2 separate regions of the Homo sapiens genome follow, and region 1 is linked to region 2. Evidence: read pairs that join two places in POLR2A ChIA-PET (ENCODE). Cell type or tissue: A673. All regions are shown on one strand.

The links. ChIA-PET counts read pairs that join two places held together with the same protein. Peaks named below come from ENCODE experiments on the same cell type or tissue, not always from the same donor. Only the 100,000 strongest peaks of a DNase experiment are listed, where the experiment ranks them.
Region 1: POLR2A ChIA-PET joins it to region 2 with 5 read pairs; 1 of 35 experiments calls an interaction of 5 or more read pairs at or near these places.

The regions. Positions count from the first base shown.
Region 1 is chr6:20,770,124-20,772,623 of GRCh38, reverse strand. All of the region lies in intron 7 of CDKAL1 (CDKAL1 threonylcarbamoyladenosine tRNA methylthiotransferase), which reads right to left. Among named protein-coding and RNA genes, the nearest start is that of CDKAL1, 240 kb to the right of the region's middle. In A673, no CTCF peak of the experiment used is centred here; DNase peaks (open chromatin) are centred at 973 and 1,763; H3K4me3 peaks cover 1,103 bases; H3K27ac peaks cover 2,299 bases.
Region 2 is chr6:20,571,762-20,574,261 of GRCh38, reverse strand. The region is part of intron 4 of CDKAL1 (CDKAL1 threonylcarbamoyladenosine tRNA methylthiotransferase); the gene reads right to left. LOC124901273 (a long non-coding RNA gene) reads right to left here and starts at 458. Exons shown (of 2, transcript XR_007059491.1): 1 at 249-458. In A673, no CTCF peak of the experiment used is centred here; a DNase peak (open chromatin) is centred at 1,141; H3K4me3 peaks cover 351 bases; H3K27ac peaks cover 1,401 bases.

The DNA.
Region 1 (2,500 bases), 200 kb before region 2:
ATGGTATAACTAATAATTAAGTTACATTAAACAAAGGATACATATAACAAAGTAATCTGCATAAGCAAAATGTCCTTTTAGTCTAATGGAGATACCTTCTGGGGCAAATTACAGTAAGTATTTAATTTTATGTTTTAATTACTATATCTTTTGCAAGCAGATATGTCTTTTATGACAGTGGGAGTAGACTTATGTGGTGTCAATTTATCTTTTCAGAATCCAAATCAAATGTACATCAGAACAGTTAAAAGTCAAAGCAGTCCCATGTCAATAACTCAACATTAGTATTGACCCTTAGTAGAACTCTTCAGGTCATTAGCTGTCTTGCTACAACAGACTCTCCTGAATTCTAAATTTATCAAATGGCTCCAAGCCCTTGATATTTACAGCAATAAAGCTATGAGCACTTCTGTTTCTGTATGTAAAGCAACCACAGCAACAATACAGAACATAACGATTTCTCATGCTCAAACCTGTATTCCCAAAGATACTGTAGCCAGTGTTGAAAGCAAAGCAGACCTTACAAAAGACAGCACTCAAGCTGCTGGAAAATGAGAACAATAAAATGTACAAGACATAAGGAACTTGTAAGCCACAGTTAACTTTTAAAATTGAAGCTCAGAGTCCCACTGAATATAGGCCATTTTATGCACTGCTATAAAGGAATACCTGAGGCTGCGTAATTTATAAAGAAAAGAGGTTTAATTGGCTCACGGTTCTGCAGGCTGTACGGGAAGTATGGTAACAGCATCTGCTCAGCTTCTAGTAAGGCCTCAGGAAGCCTCCAGTCACGGCAGAAGGCAAAGGGGGTGCCCACCTGTCACACGGGGAGAGTAGGAACAAGAAAAGACACGAAGGGGACAGATAACACACACTTTTAAACAACCAACTCACATGAGAATTCCCTATGGGCCAGTACAGCACCAAGCCATTCATGAGGGAACCGCCCCCATGACCCAAATACCTCCCACCAGGCCCCACTTCCAACAGCGAGGATCACATTTCAAAATGAGATTTAGAAGAGACAAACATCCAAACTATGTTGCACTCACTTTCAATCACAAATGAACATGTCAAGTCTCCTCGCGCTAATTCAACTCAAGCCACCATAAAGTGTGACAGAAGAGATGGGAAGCAGTAAAGGCTGGGGAATTTTCCCATCTATGTATCTTAAAAAATGCCTCTCTGACCTTGCTGACCTTCATTTCACTTCCAATCAAGAACTGAATAATCTTGTACTGTAGGCAGCATAAATACATCTAAATGAGAGGAGGCCCCTGGAGCTCACTTTGCTTCAAATTCACTCTCTTAGTCCTCAACCCGTTGAGATAAGTGTTATCACTGCCTTTCTATAGAAATGGCAAGAGTGAAATAAGTTTAAAAATGTAGTTAAAACAAAGAGGATGTACATTTTATATTGTAAGTCACTGTATTAATGTACATGCATAACTGAAACAAAAGTTCCATAATACCATAGATGAGCTTAGAAAATGAAGCATGTATGAAAGATTACTTTTTAATATTTAAAACCTTCTCTATCTTGAGCCACTACTTTGACTTCTGCCTTAAAGGGACTTAAGGTCTCGAGGAAGGCAGACTGTTGAACAAATAAGTGGAAGGATGTGTCAGAGATGATCTGGCAGATGTTTCTAAGTACAGAGAGACACCACAAGGGAGTGGTCAACTCTCCCAGGGAAAATCAGGAAAGGCTTCAGGGAGAGGTGACACTGAAGTCTGGGAGGCAGAGCAAGCAGGATACAAATTATATACATGATTATATCTATTTCACAGTACCTTTTCCTAGATTTCCTGCTTTTGACTGATTTTCCACTTCTTAAAACCAAGCTAGTTAAAAGCCTATCACTTTAACTGGATTTCACTTAAAAGATTTATTAAGACTTGGCAGGAAGGGGCCCCATGGTGAAAGACCACGCCTTCAAAAATGAAAATGCTCCTAAAAATAATGTATGAAGTAGAAATTATGTGGGCTTGAGATTCTTAGTTCTAGTCAAAAGACTAATCAAACATCGTCTTAAAATTTAATTTTTAAAAATGACAGTGTTGGGCATGGTCTGTTAAAGATTGAAAGTTATGAATATTAAAATACTTCTGGTTACAGCTGCAAAACTCATGTGGCCTAAATACATAACTAGGATTGAGAATACAAGATTTAAGACATATCCTTAAAAAACATCGCAGGATTTTTTTGACCTAACCATTTGACAGTAAAAACTCTATATACAAAGTGTGTTTTACATTAAAACTTTCAACACTTATTCTTACAACACATACACAAGAATTTTCTCTATAGAATCTTTCATTTGCTTTTTTTTTGGCTGGCTTTTTTAACAGTTGCTTATAGTTAGGGAATACGTTCACTCACTCATTTCCCAATTTAAGCACCTTTATAGCATGGTATGACTCAAACAGTATACTCAGAATTTTCTATAAAAAATTAAGCGTATCTTTATTAACTCCTTACAAAAGAATGTTTTATGTT
Region 2 (2,500 bases):
ATAATAGGCCCCATTATATCATCTATTTTATAGTTTATTTTTGTAGAAATCATTTGCAAAGTCTCTGACTAGGGGAGAGGTCCATATTAAAAAGCTTATTTTCCAATTAATCCAAGCTAATAAAACACTTTATGAAACAATCCATGAGGACAAAAATTCTCCATGCAGAATAATAACGAATATGTTCATATAATATAAACAATTTAGCCACAACTACTTAATTCAGGTAGTGACACCATAATACTAACCATATCAGTGTTGCAAATTTGAACCAGTATGAGCCAGCTAGTTATACTGCCTTCCACAGTCAAAATGCAGATGTTTGATTTTGCTAGCCAGCCATCACACAGGACAACTGAAAAACAGGACCAAGTGGCATACTCTGCTCAAATTAGTGCAAATCCATTACTACTGGAAGAGCAGTGGGTCAAAAAGCTCATCTCTGTACGGCATCCTTATTCAATAGGAACAATAGGTCTTCTCTGTACAATGCTTCCAAATCCAATCTAAAGTCACTGTATGGGTAAAGGACATATTTTTCTGATGTTAAGAACATCCAAAATTCAGAAAATGATAAATATATTAAGCATAATCTAACAGTTGTTATTTGATGTTCTACATCCTAAACCAAATACTATATTTATTTATGAACAGAAAATAAATTCTGTCAAATATAGAAGAAATCTAATTTTGACTTTTACAGTAAAAGTATGGCATCTACTTTAATTCTAAGACAACATATAAATCATCATGCTGATGTATCAGATACAATTTGAAATAAATGCAGCATACTTTCTTTGAACACATATTAGGTTCATTTCCATCTGCCATCTTTTTGGAGCATAAAAAACTCCTTAGCTGAAATATGTTTGCTAATAAATATAACTTGAGGTTTTTGTTGAAATTAAACTGCAAAAGTGTTATGAAAACTGTCATTTGCATACAACTCCAATCACCTACTATTCTCATTATGGTCACTATACTACATATTCTTAATACATAAATAACAAACACTGACCAGCAAGGTAAAATGACAACAACAACATTGAAATCCACAATGGAAATTTCCAATCTGAAAAAACAGATCTCAGATACTTTTTCAAAAAAGGCAAACAGGAAATGTGTAACAATGAGTTGCGCAACATGGTCCTTAAAATCCTGAACTTGCTAAATGTCATCATATTAGAAGGAGACTCTGGCTACAAGCTAATTTAATACTTAAATGTTAATATAATTTCCCCATTACTACATCTGCCATGAATGTTTTCTAACCAATAAAAGCAAGACTAGAAAATGGTATGTATGAGAGAAAAGGAAAATCAGCAATATCCTTGTTACATGTAGTCACAAACATACACTATATCTGGGCCTAGTTTTTTTCTTTTTTTAAACTACTACTATACTTTCAAAAATTGGTGATCATTTGAGCAGAAATAAAGTATGCAATTAGCTTGATTTTTTTTTTCCATCTAAAAATAATATAACTGAAATTAGACTACTATCTTGCCAGGCACATGAAGATTTTTAAGTATAATTTTGCTTAAAATATGCAGAGACTAAATCCTGAAATAAATTAACTTCTTTAGCCTCCACAAAACAAGGAACAAAAACAGCACTGGATAAATCTCGTTATAAGTACTGCAATGTGGACCCAATACATATGATAAATAAAGTATAAGAAAGCACTCAGCATTTCTATGTAAACTGCTTCTGAAGGATTATTATGGAATGCACACACTGGCTGAACTTAAAGTGTTTGGGTTTTAAACATTAATTTACTTTGACTATGTGCATGTCAAAATGAAAGATTGCTGTCTGGATCCAGACATGCCATATTAATATTGAACACAGGCATTCACTTCAGGTCAGTAGTCACTCCAAGTCGACTTCAGCAGGTGGTAAAAGTAATGTACTCATTAAAATGTATGTGTTACAAGGTTATCTCCCCAAAACAGCTCTCAAATACAGGTAGCCTTGAAACTTAAGCATTAGACAGGCTAGAACCAACCTCTAATTGTCACAAGTGTAGAGAAAATTGAACTTACTCTTGCTGCCTAATAACCAATGAATTTAGTTGCTTTCATGGGTATCTTGGGAGAAGTCAGAGATTTACATTCAATAAAGCTAACCTGGCTGCCTCCAACAGGGGTAAAGTGCTCTTGAACCAACCTGCATAGATTAGAATATCATTTTAGATCTAGAAGCCAAATAAGGGATTTTTCTTCATTTTGGATGCCTCACTGTATTTCTAAGTGAAATTTTACTCCTTTCATTTTTATTAACTCCATTCAAATTATTTTCCTCTTTTATGAGATAAAAATTTCAATTTTCCAGAATAAAGGCATAAATCTCAAGATAATAGGCCTGACTTATACCAAAGACATTTTTCTACCAAAAATTTTTTTTAAAATTACATCTGATCTTCAGCAAATACATCAAGATGGGTAACTATTCCCAAGAAGCTCAAATGCATTTTTTAAAATTACTCAACATCAAAGAT